2 separate regions of the Homo sapiens genome follow, and region 1 is linked to region 2. The links are chromatin loops, found by intact Hi-C in ENCODE. Cell type or tissue: heart left ventricle. All regions are shown on one strand.

Evidence for each region. Peaks named below come from ENCODE experiments on the same cell type or tissue, not always from the same donor. Only the 100,000 strongest peaks of a DNase experiment are listed, where the experiment ranks them.
Region 1: it touches region 2 in a loop (2.9-fold over the local background); 14 of 110 quality-filtered maps call a loop at or near these places.

Annotation. Positions count from the first base shown.
Region 1 is chr16:14,416,756-14,424,755 of GRCh38, forward strand. It overlaps LINC03107 (long intergenic non-protein coding RNA 3107), which reads right to left. Exons shown (of 2, transcript XR_007065002.1): 1 at 1,879-8,000. Among named protein-coding and RNA genes, the nearest start is that of LINC03107, 8.0 kb to the right of the region's middle. RefSeq lists a silencer at 4,037-4,331. In heart left ventricle, no CTCF peak of the experiment used is centred here; a DNase peak (open chromatin) is centred at 4,210; H3K27ac peaks cover 1,254 bases.
Region 2 is chr16:14,296,664-14,304,663 of GRCh38, forward strand. MIR193BHG (MIR193b-365a host gene) reads left to right here and starts at 4,718. Exons shown (of 2, transcript NR_170633.1): 1 at 4,718-4,868. MIR193B (microRNA 193b) reads left to right here and starts at 7,304; the gene lies at 7,304-7,386. RefSeq lists silencers at 5,362-5,851, 6,136-6,296, 6,202-6,441, 7,395-7,444. In heart left ventricle, a CTCF peak has its summit at 4,339 (motif pointing right); DNase peaks (open chromatin) are centred at 4,388, 5,508, 5,968 and 7,248; H3K4me3 peaks cover 3,464 bases; H3K27ac peaks cover 3,147 bases.

The sequences.
Region 1 (8,000 bases), 120 kb after region 2:
TCCTGACCTCAAGTGATCCACCCGCCTTGGCCTCCCAAAGTGCTGGGATTACAGGCATGAGTCACTGCTCCCAGCAGAGACATCAGTTTCTTACCACGTGGGCCTTTCCAGAGAGCACCTCACTACCTGGTGGCTGGTTTTCCTCAGAGCAAGACAGGATGCCCAAGACAGAACTGCCATCTCTTTGAAACCTAATCTCACAAGGGACATCCCATCACTTTTACCATAGATGTTGATATGGCTTGGCTGTGTCCCCACCCAAATCTCAACTTGAATGGTATCTCTCAGAATTCCCCCATGTTGTGGGAGGGACCCGGGGGGAGATAATTGAATCATGGGGGCTGGTCTTTCCCGTGTTATTCTTGTGATAGTGAATAAGTCTCTTGAGATCTGATGGGTTTATCAGGGGTTTCCGCTTTTGCTTCTTCCTCATTTTTCTCTTGCCACCATGACAGAAGTGCCTTTCACCTCCCACCGTGATTCTGAGGCCTCTCCAGCCATATGGAACTGTAAGTCCAATAAAATCCCTTTTTCTTCCCAGTCTCAGGTATGTCATTATCAGCTGCATGAAAACAGACTAATGCAGATGTTATTGCAGCTAGACATGGTTATGTGACTAAATTCTATTCTTCCAGCCATAGTCTATTGCTTAGAAGAAAGTTACTAGATCCAGCCACACTCAAAGCGAGTGGGAATACAAATACAAATACAAATACAAATACAAATACAAATACAAATTTCCCCCCTTCCTCACAAGGGGGAAAATGCTGGAATAAAGGGATTAATGGGGACTTTTGGGGAGTGGAGAAGGGCCTTTTTTTTTTCTTGAGACAGGATCTCACTCTGTAACCCAGGCTGGCATGCAGTGGCATGATCATAGCTTACTGTAGCCTTGAACTCCTGGACTCAAGTGATCCTCCCACCTCAGCCTCCCAAGTATCTGGGACTACAGGTATGCACCACCATGCTCAGCTAATTTTGAAATTTTTGTAGTGACAGGGTTTCACTACGTTGCCCAGGCTTGTCTGGAACTCCTGGGCTCAAGTAATCCTCCTGCCTTGGCCTCCCAAAGTGTGAGCCACTGCATCCAGTGATATTGGGGCCATTTTTGAGGCTACCTACCACAGCTACCTCTCCCAGATGTTCTTGCAGATAGGCATGGCCAAATGTTTTATTTTTTATTTTTTTAGATACAGGGTCTCACTCTGTCACCGAGGCTGGAGTGTAGTGGTGCAATCACAGCTCACTGCAGCCTTAACCTTCTGGGCTCAAGTGTTCCTCCCACCTCAGCCTCCCGAATAGCTGGAATTACAGGCCTGTGCCACCACGCCCGGATAATTTTTATTTTTTTGTAGATGGTATGCCACTATGTTGCCCAGGCTGGTCTTGAACTCGTGGCCTCAAGTGATCTGCCCACCCCATTTCAGTTACTGTATTCAGACCTCTGTTACTCTCAGTTGAACCTAATTGTAAACATTGCAGTATTACTGTCCCCCCTCCATTGTACAGAAGAAAGTCGAAGTTCCAGCCAGGTGCGGTGGCTTGTGCCTGTAATCCTAGCACTTTGGGAGGCTGAGGCGGGTGGATCATTTGAGATCAGAAGTTCGAGACCAGCCTGACTAACATGGCAAAACCCTGTTTCTACTAAAAACACAAAATTTAGCTGGGCCTGGTAGTGCATGCCTGTAGTCCCAGCTACTCTAGAGGCTGAGGCACGAGAATCACTTGAATCCAGGAGGCAGAGGTTGCAGTGAGCCGAGATTGCACCACTGCACTCCAGACTGGGCGACAGAGCAAGACTCCATCTCAAAGAAAAAAAAAAAAAGGAAAAGAAAAGAAAGAAAAGAAAACCGAGGTTCCTAGGTACATAGGACTTACCCAAGGTCAGAAGCAAGTAAGTGGTTGAGGCTGAGCTTGACTTCCAATTTGTTTCACTACAAACCACATCTTTCCTCCAATGCTTCTATTTTATTTTTCTTTTTTGAGACGGCCTCTTCCAATGCTTCTAGAGAGAGATCTATGAGGCGGGGGCAGGGGGGGTGTCAACCAGAGCTCCTGCCTTATCTTTTAGACAATTTTCACTATATGAAGTCAAACGGGAGACAGGAGTGCTATGTGACGGTAGCCTGGCAAAGCAGTCCCTTTGCTAAGGCAGGGAGGTTTTATGACTGGTTTTATTTATCAGGCTGCCTGTCTCTCCTGTGGGGACACTCAGCAAGGGAACATTGTGGACTGGGAAATTGTTGGTTTGGGAAACGTTCCCAATTTCAGCATAAGTGATAGGGAAGGCTGGGCCGAAAGGGCAAAAAGTCGGAAGGACTTTTTGTCTGGGAAGGATCTGGGCTGTGTCTGGGAAGGATCTGGGAAGGATCTGGGCTGTGTCTGAAGCCGGGCAGTGTTGTTGTAGACTGAAGACTTGGCAGGGCAAGGCCAGTAGCAATGCCCTTCTAGAGGAGGGACAGGGAGATTAAAAAGCCCCAACTCACGAGGCCATCTCCTTCTGGAGAAGACCTTAATCAGATCCCCATGGAAGGATGATGGAAGTTGCTTGTTGAGATGGGTCATTCCCTAACCACGGAACTCCAATTCAGTCCCTGGGACCTAACAGACAAGCTCACCTTCCATTGGGGGTGAAACGATGCTTGTCACCTCAACTTCCCTGCAGCCTTTTTCCTGTTTAAAAACTTGCTTCTTTCATTCATTCACCCTAACCTACAGCAGTCCCTTGAGACAGGAACATTAACCTAGTTAATGCACTCACCTGGATGAAAGAAGAGTATCAGCTCACCAATTTGCTGTAAGTTAATGAGCGCCTCTCAAGGATCCAAAAAGGCTTTTGCAGATTAAGCTGGATGTTTCTGTTTCACTCTTTGCACTGGTCTACGATGACTATGCACCAGCAGCCTCTTTTTTCACAGACTGCAGGGTCTTTCCTGTAGCCAAATATTCTCTGTAATCATTTGGGCTTTTATGGTGGCAGGTGTCAGAAATGTAACTCAAACTAGGGTAAGCAAAAGTGAGAGAAGATGTATGGATTTATGGAACAGGAAGGGATGGGGTGGATCTAGCACTGGGCACATATGGAGCCTTCTATAGCTGCTGTCCATATGCTCCCTCAAACTGGGTTGTCCTCCTTCCCTCCTCCTGCAGATGGGTTCCCAGCGTGGACTGGAAGATGGCGGCCAGCAAGCCCACATCCTGTTCTTCCAGCATAGTGGCTATAACAGGCAAGAGGATCTTCCCCATGATTGAGACATCTGGGTCACATGCTCATCCCAGGGCAAGGGAGCTCTCTGATCAACTGGCCTGGGTCCTGTTCCCACCTCCTACAGATGGGAGGGCAGGGTGCTGTGAATGGCAGGCTTCACCAGAATTCATTATTAGAGAAGATCAGCTCAAAGAAATGGGGTGCTTCCAGAAAACAGCGGCTCATTTCTACTTCAGTCCAACATTGCACAGAGGTGGATGAAGGTTTCTCTGTGCATGTTTGCAAAACCAAGTCCCCAGCAGTCGTAGATGGATTTCCCAATGCAGAGCCACTCCTGAATCTGGTGTGGGAATCCTTCCCACCCTTCTTGCCCATCCTGTCTTCTGTCTTCCTGGCCCTCTCCCCTCACTTTCCTGCTTTTGTTTCTTTTTTCTTTTCTTTTCCTTTCCTTTTCGTCTTTCTTTCTTTTCTTTGTCATTCTTTCTTCCTTTTCTTCCTTCCTTCTTTCCTTTCTCCTTCCTTCCTTCTCTTTCTCTCCTTTCTTTCTTCTCTCTCTTTCTTCTTTCTTCCTTTTTTTTTTTTTTTTTTTTTTGAGTCAGGATCTTGCTTTGTCACCCAGGCTGGAGCGCAGTGACACAATCATAGCTAGCCGCAGCCTCAACCTCCTGGGCTCAAGCAGTCCTCCCTCCTCACCCTCCTGGGTAGCTGGGACCATAGGCACACACCACCTGGCTAATTCCTACCGGCTTTTCTGTGGATGAGGATCTTAACCGCTAACTAATAAAGTTCCTGGGACAGACCCTGCTATGCTCCCTCCAGAACATAACCAGGGCTGAGCTTTCTCTGTCGCAGGAGTTCCCTCTCTGGTCCTTGCCTCAGCCCTCTGACAGCTCCCCTCACTGCACTCTGAAGACAGAAGAGCTGCTAGTAAGCTGGGCTGCCAATTCCAGACAACGTTTGACCTTTCAACCTGAGCAGGCTGAGCGGCGGCTGAGTGCAGAGCCACAGCTGGATGTTGACAGTTCTTGGCCACCAAGAGGGAAAGAGAAACGCAGACCCATATTCTGCGGGCGGAAGGGGCAGTCGAATGTGGTCAGTTTGACACCTCCCAGTGCCGGCTGAAGAGACACTGGATGGGTGAGCACCTTACGATTTTGTCTCCAAACTGCTTGGGCCATAAAATAAATCTCCCGCTTGTCAAGGAGTTTGAGCTGCACATCCATGACCCTGCACATCGTGTCTGCTCACAGCAACCTCAGCGTGGCCAGGAGTCCGGGGCAGGAAAATGTGCTGGGGTGACCTGATGACCACCCAGAGGCCTCCAGGCTTGCCTCCACCATGATGGTAGGAAGTTGATCAATATCTTGACCAGTATCTGTGGCTGGGTATTCCTGCTCTCTCCCTGCTGTGGAGGCCAGGACGCTGCTCCTAAGACAGTAGAAGCTTCTGCCTTAGAAGAGGGGTGCCCAACTCCAGGGCTGTGGACCAATAAGCATTCCATGGCCTATTGGGAACCGGCCGCACAGCAGGAGGTGTGCGGCAGGTGAGTGAGCATTACTACCTGAGCCCTGACTCCTGTCAGATCAGTGTGGCATTATATTCCCATAGAAGCACAAACCCTATTGTGGACTGCACGTGCAAGGGATGTAGGTTGGGCACCTCTTACGAGAATCTAACGTCTGATGATCTGAGGTGGAACAGTTTCATCCCGAAACCATCCCCTCCCACCCCCACCCCCCGCCCCCATCCGTGGAAAATTGTCTTCTACAAAACTGGTCCTTGGTGCCAAAAAGATGTGGACTGCTGGCTTAGAGAGAAGCCAAATGAGCCCTCCTAACATACAGAGGCCATTGTATTGTGTTCCAGAATTAGGATGGCCTCAGGAGTCCATCTTGTCCCGTTTCTTTCTACCTTCATCCCTCCTTCCCTCCCTTCTTTCCTTCCTTACTTCCAAGCTGAGGTCTCGCTATGTTGCCCAGTCTGGTCTCCAACTCCTGGCCTCAAGCAATCCTCCCTCTTCACTCAGCCTCCCAAGTAGCTGGTACTACAGACACATGCCACTGTGCTTGGCTAATTTTTTTTTTTTTGAGATGGAGTCTCACTCCGTCACCCAGGCTGGAGTGCAATGGCATGATCTTGGCTTACTGAACCTCCTGAGTTCAAGCGATTTTCCTGCCTCAGCCTACTGAGTAGCTGGGGTTACAGGAGCCTGCCACCACACCCGGCTAATTTTTGTATTTTTAGTAGAGACAGGGTTTCACCCTGTTGGTCAGGCTGGTCTTGAATTCCTGACCTCGTAATCCACCCGCCTTGGCTTCCCAAAGTATTGGGATTACAGGCGTGAGCCACCGTGCCCAGCCATGCTTCGCTAATTTTTAAATTTTTAGTAGAGATGGGGGTCTTGCTACGTTGCTCGGGCTGGTCTCAAACTCCTGGGCTCAAGCAATCTTCCTGCCTTGGCTTCCCAAAGTGCTGGGATTATAGGCGTGAGCCACTGCACCTGGCTTCATTGTCTTCTTTCATGGTGGTGTCCCAAACCCCTGTTATGCTGTCAGCCCGGTATTCTAAAGATGGGTCCCCAGACCCCCTTGGCCACCTTTCTTAGGGGTCCTGTCTGTGATGACCATCACAGTCAAGGCCGTCATTTTCTGTCTAGCCACCCTCACTTCTGCCGCACATGGTGCCCTATTTTCTTAGTCATCTCACTCATTTGAGGCCAAAGGACCTAGTGATGGGGAGTGGGTCCTCAATACTGTGTGTCACCTCCTGGGTCCGTTTGTGTCCAGGTGCTTATTTGAAACCTTCCTTTGCCCTGTGTTTCCACTGGCCCATTTTTGATTTAAGTCATGGATACATTCATAAGTTCTGGTTTTTTGTTTTCTTAAGAGATGGGGTTCTCACTCTGTCACTCAGGCTGGAGTACACTGTCTTGATCATAGCTCACTGCAGCCTCGACCTCCCAGGCTCAAGCAATCTTCCTGCCTTAGTCTCCCAAGTAGCTGAGACTACAGGCATGTGCCACCACACCCAGATAATTTTTGTATTTTTTTGATAGACAGGGTCTTGCCATGTTGTCCAGGCTGGTCCCAAACTCCTAGCCTCAAGTGATCCTCCTGCCTCAGCCTCCCAAAGTGTTGGGACTACAGGTGTGAGCCACTCCACCTGGCCAAGAGTTCTTTTTTAAAAAAATGTTTACCTTTTTTTCTCCCCGTTTTTGGTTCTGGAGTCCAGGGGCAAGAAGAAGAGAGGGGGCAGATCCTTCTAAGTCCCAGTGCAAGCTCTCTTCCCCATGGAGGGGAATTGCTCCCAGAATTGAGCTGCTTCTCAGCACATTGGTCTATTTTTGCAGGAGAGCTGGCTGCCCCATGCCAAGGTTTCTTACCGCAAATAGAACTCCTGGAAGGGCCCACTGGTTTCCTCTGGGCGTTCAGACATCTCTTCACATTTCCTTTGGCTTTCCTGCCGTATCCCCAAAAGGAGATATTTAGAGGCTCTTCTGTTGTATTGCCATTGCAGGTACTTTCTGAGGCTCTCCAGAGGGACTCCTCCTGGGTGGCAGTAAGCCCAGCCTCATTCCTCAGCTCTGGCTCCTGGCACGCCTCTCTGACACACCCAGGAAGCTGAGCTGGAGGCCCCTGGGGTAGCCAGAAGGCCCATCTGAATTCCACATGGTGGGCTCATCCCCCTGAAACAGTAGAACAGACAAACCACCAGTGCCCACTGTCAGCATCCCTGTCCCTCAGACTCCCTGGACTTTTAAGTGCCTCTGGACCCCACCTCTCATTCGGGACAGAATTTGGGAGTTGGGTGTGTGTCACCCTAAGAGCCATGGGCACAGTGATACGCAACCAAGACCCCTACAATGGGATGTCTACAAATCTCAGCGCTCACGGCACAATTCCTAAGAGTCAAATTACAACAGGTTGGGGAAAAAAGACAAGACCACCTCACCAGCTTGATGGGGACTGTCAACCAGGCAAGAGCCACGTGTGCCCAAGACTGGCTTTGATGTGTCAGGGTCCAAGGTTAGGAGGGGCAGGGGAAAGCCATGCCTCACAGCACTCAATACAGAGCTTCAGAAGATTCCAGAACACCACCACACCCAATCATTTGCAGGGCTCCCACCTTACGTAAGTGTCTCAACTCTCTCTCTCAGTCTGTGTGGCCGTTAAAACTCCGTCTCTGGCAGAGAGACTGGGTTTGAGTTTCAGTTCTGCCACTTACTAGCTGTGGGACCTTGGGTTGTTTCTAAACTGCTCTGAGGGCTGCGTGTGGCGGCTCATGCCTGTAATCCCAGCACTTCGGGAGGCTGAGGTGGGCAGATCACAAGGTCAGGAGTTTGAGACCAGCCTGGCTAACACTGTGAAACCCTGTCTCTACTAAAAATACAAAATTTAGCCAGGGGTGGTGGTGGGCACCTGTAATCCCAGCTACTTGGGAGGCTGAGGCAGGAGAACTGCTTGAACCCAGGAGGCAGAGATTGCAGTGAACCAAGATCGCACCACTGTATTCCAGCCTGGGCAACAGAGCGAGACTCCATCTTGGAAAAAAAATAAAATAAAATAAATAAACTGCTCTAAGCCTTCATTTCCCCTCCCGAGGGAACAACAGGGATATTAATAATAACGTGCCTAGCCCATCATAGGCCTCGGTATGAAGAACAACGGTTTGTGAGGGCTAGTCTCCTCAACATGAGGGACAGAGGGACATTTTCCATGTGGTCAAATCATCTGAACTAAAGACACTATTGAGTTAAGAGGCACCAACTCATCATATGAACGAGAGATGGAAG
Region 2 (8,000 bases):
AGTGCAGTGGCGTGATCATAGCTCACTGCAATCTCAAACTCCTGGGTTCAAGTGATCCTCCAGCCTCAGCCTCACAAGTAGCTCGGACTACAGGTGCCCACCTGCACACCGGGCTTGCTTGCTTTCCTCTTTTCTTTCCTTTCCTTTTCTTTCTTTCTCTCTCTCTCCTTCCTTCCTTCCCTCCTACCTTCCCTCCTTCCTTCCTTCCTTCCCTCCTACCTTCCCTCCTTCCTTCCCTCCTTCCTTCCCTCCTTCCTTCCCTTCCTTCCCTCCTTCCCTCCTACCTTCCCTCCTTCCTTTCCTTCCTTTCTTTTTCCTTCCTTCTTTCTTTTCCTTTTTTCTTTTCCTTCCTTCCCTCCTACCTTCCCTCCTTCCTTCCTTTCCTTCCTTTCTTTCTCTCTTTCTTTCCTTCCTTCTTTCTTTTTCTTTTTTCTTTTCCTACCTTCCCTCCCTCCCTCCCTCCCCTCCTCTCTCTCTCTTTCTTTCTCTCTTTCAACATAGGGGTCTCACCATGTTTCCCAGGCTGATCTTGAGCTCTTGGCCTCAAGTGGTCCTCCTTCCACCAATGCCTGAAGTTCCACCATCATGGGCGTGAGCCACTGCATCAGGCCTAGATTCGTTTCTTAACGTTCTCTCCAGAAGGTATCATAGGGTGGGCACAGCCTCCTTCTGATGGGGTTGAATGAGAAAGTCAGCCATCACACCACTTCAAACGGTGTCCCAAACTGGGCGCAGCGGCTCACGCCTGTAATCCCAGCACTTTGAGAGGCCGAGGCGGGCAGATCACTTGAGGTCAGGAGTTTAAGACCAACCTCACCAACATGGCGAAACCCCGTCTCTACTAAAAATACCAAAAAAAATTAGCCGGGCGTGGTGGCGCACGCCTCTAATCCCAGCTACTTGGGAGGCTGAGGCAGGAGAATTGCTTGAACCCAGGAGGCAGAGGTTGCAGTGAGCTGAGTTCGTGCCACTGCACTCCAGCCTGGGCAACAAGAGCGAAACTCAAAAATAAATAAATAAATAAATAAATAAATAAATAAATAAATAAATAACCACCAAAAAAACAAACTGTTCCAAGGATCCCTCTGGAAGCACCTATATTCCGCCATTGTCCCATGGCTAGCATCACCGTATGGCTATGGACTTGTGTGTCTGTTTTTAACAAGCCTACATTTGTTCAATCCAAGCATTTAAAACCTATTGTACAGGCCGGGTGCGGTGGCTCACGCCTGTAATCCCAGCACTTTGGGAGGCCGAGGCGGGTGGATCACAAGGTCAGGAGATTGAGACCATCCTGGCTAATACAGTGAAACCCCGTCTCCTGTAATCCCAGCATTTTGGGAGGCCGAGGCAGGCGGATAACGAGGTCAGGAGATCGAGACCATCCTGTAATACAGTGAAACCCCGTCTCCACTAAAAAATACAAAAAAATTAGCCGGGCGTGGTGGCAGGCGCCTGTAGTCCCAGCTACTTTGGAGGCTGAGGCAGGAGAATGGCGTGAACCCAGGAGGCGGAGCTTGTAGTGAGCCGAGATTGTGCCACTGCACTCCAGCCTGGGCGACAGTGAGACTCCGTCTCAAAATAATAAATAAATAAGTAAATAAAATAAAAATAAAACCAATTGTACAATACATTCTGTATGTTTGCTTGGGAAGTTTCTCATTGTGGGTATTTTGGGAGGCTCAGGAGGTGGCAGTAACTGGGCGCTGGTACCCTCCTGTCCTCCTTCCCCAGGCCCCAAGGAAAGCGCCCACAGGCGGGCAGGGCAAAGCCTGCGCCCACCCTCTCTGTGCGGGCCTGGGAGCCCAGAGTCCAAGACTTTCCCAGAGGCTGAGCACGGCTGCGGCCCTCCAGGGCTCCTTCTGCCTGGCGTGGCCGCTCCCTAGTTCTGGCTGGGGCCTTGGCATCGCCCTGGGGCTAGAAACCTGGATGCAGGTGGGGCTCCTTCCTGGGAGAAGGCCAGGGTGGGCCTCTGGGGCTTCCGGACCAAGAGCGGGCTGTTTTCCGGAGTCTGGCGGCGCTTCCACTGCTGAACTGGATTTCAGGCCGCCACTCGCTTGAGTCACGGGGAAGCCAAGCCAGGCCTGGCAAGGGCAGGCCTCAGAAGGATCCAGGGGGCACCTCTGAAGGGGATTTCAATTGCAAGATAAAGGTCGGGCCCTGGCTGCCTTTGGTGGCCTGGTTTTTCCTTCTGCACCTGATCCAGGTGTCCCAGAGCCCAGGCAGGGCCTGAACTGGAGAGATGAGGTGAGCTTCCAAAATCTTGTGGCTCAGGGCACAGATGTGGGTGGGGGCAGCACCTGGAGGCCCCCAAGGCAGCACTGCTGCAGCTATTTTAGTTCCCCAGAGGGGCCGGGCCTTTGCACATGCGGTGCCTGCTGCCCCGACTCGATCCCTCCCACCAGCCCTGTGTATTCTTTTTTTGAGACAGAGTCTCGCTCTGTTGCCTGGGCCGGAGTGCAATGGTGCGATCTCGGCTCACTGCAACCTCTTACCTTCTGGGTTCAAGCGATTCTCCCACCTCAGTTTCTGGCGTAGCTGGGATTACAGGCACGCGCCACCACGCCTGGCTAATTTTTGTATTTTTAGTAGAGACGGGGTTTCACCATGTTGGCCAGGCTGGTCTCCAACTCCTGACCTCAGGTGATCCTTGGCCTCCCAAAGTGCTGGGATCACAGGCGTGAGCCACTGTGCCCGGCCCCAGTGTTTTCCTTTTTCACAGTTTCAGCTCAGACATCCCATCCTCCAGGTGACAGCACCAAGCTCACCAATCACTGTTGCCATGTACTCCTACAGGTTGTCTGTCTCAGGCAATCCCGCTAAAAGTCCTATAAGGCAGGCCTTGTGACTCCTACTTTACCAAGGAGGAAACAGAGGCCCAGAGAGGCGAAGCAGTGCCCGGGGTCCCCCGAGCTGGCGACACGCAGCAGGGGGAGACACAGCCGCTCTCTTTCAATGCAGCTTGCAAGAAGAGCCGGTGAGGATACTGCAGGCTGGATGGAGACAACCCCTGCAGGAAGGGCCAGGGTAGGACACCCCCAGCCCAGCCTCGCTCTGTCGCGGTGCCCTGGACCATAACGGCAGCGAAGTGCTCACCTGTTGACTCAAGTCTTTCCCTGAGACGTCTAGTTCCTCAAGGGCAGGGACCTGTGCTGTTTACCACCTTAGCTCTGGGGGCTCTAGCAGCAGCTCTGTGCCTGGCACACAGAGGGCCAGCAGGTGTTAGTTCCATGAACAACTGACCTCTAAGCTTCAGTCTTTTGTTTTATTTTTTATTTTTATTTTTGAGACAGAGTCTCACTTTGTCGCCCAGGCTGGAGTGCAGTGGCACAATCTTGGCTCACTGCAGCCTTCGCCTCCCGGGATCAAGCCACTCTCCTGCCTCAGCTTCCCAAGTAGCTGGGACCACAGGTGCTCACCACCACACCCCATTAACTTTTTTGTATTTTTAGTAGAGACGGGGTTTCACCACGTTGTCCAGGCTGGTCTCAAACTTCTGACCTCAAATGATCCACCCGCCTCAGCCTCCCACAGTGCTGGGATTACAGGCATGAGCCACGGTGCCTGGCCTAGCCTCAGTCTTTCGATCTGGAAAATGGGTAAGTTCAGTAAGTTACTATTCTTCATGTGCTTAGGTCTCGGGGTGGGGGGGAATGGGGACTGTTATTATCAGTGATCAGCTGTTGCCTTTTGTGCTACATTTCCTCTCCAAGTTGCTATTGGAAAAACCATCCCAAGGTCCCCCGTGCCCCACCGACCCCGGGTCCAGAGTGAACACAGCCTTCCTTGCCTCCCCTAGAGCAAGGAAGAAATCCCTCCAGATTTCTGGAATTAAGGCCCAATGAGGAAAAGGGGACATGAGCAAGTCCTGTGCGTCGGCTGCAAGATAAGAAAGATGACCCATAATCCCAGCACTTTGGGAGGCCGAGGCGGGTGGATCACCTGAGGTCGGGGGTTTGAGACCAGCCTGGCCAACATGGTGAAACCCCATCTCTACTAAAAATACACAAATTAGCTGGGCATGGTGGCGCATGCCTGTAATCCCAGTTACTCTGGAGGCTGAGGCAGGAGAATCGCCTACACCTGGGAGATAGAGGTTGCAGTGAGCCGAGATCGCGCCACTGCCCTCCAGTCTGGGCAAGAGGAGTGAAACTCTGTCTCAAACAAAAAAAAAAAAAAGAAAAAGAAAGAAAGAGGATGGAGAGGGCAGGGACACCACAGGCAGAAGGAGAGGAGGCCAGCTCGCTCCCCTTGGCTGGGGTCCCTGGGACCTCCTCTGTGGCATCAGGACTGCCCGCTAAGTTGGGTGGTGTGTTTTATGAGCGTGACCTGTGTTGGCCAACAGAGGACAGCAAAATACATTTTTTATGATCCTGGGAGGTTCAGGCCAGTCACGTTTTCGCGCAGAGAGGCTGGGCGGTGGAGAGGGACAAGTCATGTCTCAGTTATGTGGATTCTCTTTGCGAAAGAGGGGCCACTTCTGCAATGGATTTGGGGGTCCCTGGGCAGGGGTGTGGGGGTGGGGGAAGATTTTAGGAAGGGGATGAGCTGCTGGGGGGGGGCATCTCCCTTACTGCGGGAAATGAAAAGTATTACAGCTATGGCTGGTGAGAGTGTCAGCACCAGAGGCCAGATCTTTGCCAGGTGGAGGGGACACCCTTGTGCCCTACCCCCAAGTTCCAGCACCTCTCCAAGAGCCCTTAGCCCCGGAAGCAGCAACAAAGTGACATTGGACTGGGGAGGAGGAAGCACAACTTTATTTTCTGGCCCGAAGCTGGGTTGGTATTTGGGGGAGTTCTTGGGAACACAGTGTGTCTGTGCAATTTCAACCCTGGGGGATCCAGGGGACTCCAGCCATTCCAGAGGAGGTGAGAGACCGTCATGGGGTGGGTGTAAGAGGCTTGGGGAACCTGCCTGATGCTGCTCCTACTTTTACTGTTTGTTCACGGGGGTTGTGTGTGTTTGTGCGGCGGGGGAAGCGGGGGGTGCTGAAAATTGGGGGAAGGGCCAAAAGCGCCAGCTGGCATTGGCACTGGGTGTTCCCGAAAGAGGGGGACAGACCGGGTCTGAATCTTCAGTGGATGCGCCCCTAGCTCCCGGATACCTCAAGCGCCTTTGGAGGACTCCAGCACGCCCCTCGGGAGGGAAGCCCGGCCTCGGTTCCGTCTGTGGGCTGCGGTGGTACTGGAAGTGGGGACTCTTTCCCCCTCCTCCGTGCCCCCTGTTTGAAGCACCCCGGGCTCTGCCCCCCGCCCCCAGGGTCGAGGCTGACGTCGCCGCCGCATTTCTAGGAATGCCCCTATCCGCTGACTATATTTGGCGAGCGTTTCTAGGAAGGCGCCCCCCCACCCCGGCCCCCGCCCCCACCCCCACCCCCACCCCCACCCCCACCCCCACCCGGGCGGGCGCGCTAGGCTTCCAGGCTCTCGCCCTCTCTGCCTGGCCGGGGAGGAGCCGCCCCGCCGCCTGGGCCGCTGCCGCCGCCGCCTCCCCAGCGCGGCCAACCCCGGGCCGGCCCAGCCCCCGCCCCGGGCCGGCCATAGGGCGCTGGGGGGTTGGGGGGGGCGGGGGCGCGGCTTTGTGGCGGCAGCGGACCGTGGAGGCCGGGTGCAGCCCCGTCGGCTGCGCGCTCTCTGCAGAAAAGGATTTTCTACGCTCCCCGCCCATCACTTGGATCTCGTCTGGGGAGGGGCGGATTTTTTTTCTGGAAGTACCCTTCTTCTCCACGGTGGAGGATTTAAGGCTGGGCTCCAATCGAGGCGGAGGCTGCAGGGCCCGCGGGGCGCCCCCCGCCCGGCGCACGCCTGCCCGGAGCCCGGGAAGGCGCAGCCCTGGGTGGGGGGGCCCGTGCACCCCCGGAGGCGGCAGCGGCGGTGAGTGCTCCCCTTCTTCCCGCCTGGCACCTTCCGCCAGCCAAGGCAGGGATCGCGGCAGGTGGGTGCCCAAGCCCCCAGGGCCGAAGGGGTGTGGGGCGGCTGTCTGCGGGGTGGATGGGAACGGGAGAGGGGAGGTGGCGGCGGGGGAGCGCGCGGTTCTCTCGGGACTCGGCGCGAGACGCTTGTCTGGGCTGCGATTGCCGCCGCTGCCGCCACCCCGGCTCCCCCTCGGACCCCTCCCCCGCTCCCCAGAGGGGCGTGTGAAGCCGGGAGGTAGGAAGGGGGCGAGGCCGCCCCCAGCCTCCCTAGTGCCTGGGCTTGGAAATTGACGAGGCGGTGGAGCGTCCGCGTCCCCGCCCCCACCCCGGAAAGCCCGCTCGGGAAACTGACTCGCTGCGTGACCCCGATCTCAATGCCGCGCGCGGAGCAGGCCGGCCGCGCCCGCCGCTCCACGTGCGCCCGAGCCCCGCTGGCATGGGCGGCGGCGCCTGCGGGGGCCGGGCCCCGGGGATCCCGGACTAGCCGGGAACCACCGTCCCCAGAGAGTTACCGCCGCCCCCTAAAGTTGTCAGCTCCCTCCCCCCGAGAAGCAGGCAGCCCTGGCGCGTTGGCTTTAGCTTCTGCAGGACGGGGGCAAAAAAACTAGGTTCCGGGGTGCGGAGCGGGGTGTCTGTGCCCGAGACAACACCAAGTTAGGAAAAAGAAGTTAGAAAAAAAAAGAAAAAGGCATTTTGATTTGGGGGTGGGGGGAGTGGCGTTTCTGGTTTCTCTTTGCTTCCAATCCCCACCAAGCGGAGCGTTGGAATGCGCCGCTTATGTCCTCTGAGGACACATCCATATTTATAATTTATTTTTAGGAGAAGTTGTGAAAAAGGGAGGGGGGTTAAAATGAGGAGAAAAGGTGCGTGGGGGAGTGGCCTTTCCAGAACCTAGAGGCTAATTAAGCTATTAAAATGGAAATCATTTCCCCCAACTTGGGCGCGCAGCAAATTTGACTTTAATGAGAGACGATTAAGGACACAAATAACCAAACTTTATTTAGCTGGAGATGGGGTGGGGGGAACTGTACGAGGCACCTCGGACACCCGATTTATCCGCTGCTAAGGGACGTTTGGGGCACCCCTCGTGTTGTCCGGGAAGCTTTTAGGCCTGTTTGCTGGGCGAGATTGGTGATTGCTCCGGGAGGGAAGAGACACCCCGGGATCAAGCGATCCTCTTGCCCTCAGCCATGGTGTGGCAAATGTCCCCTCCTCCCACAGCGACCCCCTGGCATTTTGGTGAGATGAACCGCCGCCCTGAGGGAACACCCAGTAACGATTCCTTCAGTGATCCCGGTTCTCCAAACTCTTGCCTCAAAGGCGGCCTGCCCCGGTGCTGTCAGCCGTGAATGGGGACTCACTTCTTGGGAAAAGAGGCTTTTGGAGGCTGTGGTCTCAGAATCGGGGTTTTGAGGGCGAGATGAGTTTATGTTTTATCCAACTGGCCCTCAAAGTCCCGCTTTTGGGGTCATTCTGGACAGCGAGGGACTCAGGCCCCGGCAGTCTCGGGAGGGTGAGGGCAGAGAGCTACCACCCCCAGGGAGCGCGTCCAAAACCCGGCTGGCGGGGGGGCGGGGAAAGAGGGGGAGGTTTGCTACTTTCCATAAAACTAAAAGGTCCCTTCGAGGGCGGTATTCTTATAAGTGTGTGTTCTCAGTTTGCCGAACCTACTGTGTTTTCCAAGGGCTTCTCTCCTTGGGAGGCCGAAAAACGATACAAGGAGGAGAAAGTACATTCCCCCTGACCACCCCCACAGTGGTTTAAGGGACAGTATTGGATTGGAAAGGAATTAGTAGGATGTCAATTGTGGCAAAGTGTTTGAAGCCCCCAAATAAGGCGCTCCTGAAATGATGAATTGTAACGACATTAGATTTGTCTTTACGTTTGCTAAATTAGGAGAAACCAGCTGTTTGCTTCCACCTGGAATTGCAACATTTCTTTGCAACTCTTTGCTGTTGAAGGCGTTCTTTTTGTTCTGTTTTGTTTTGTTTGTTTGTTTGTTTGTTTTTTGGGGACAGAATCTCGCTCTGTCCAGGCTCTGACCAGGCTGGAGTGCAGTGGCGCGATCTTGGCTCACTGCAACCTC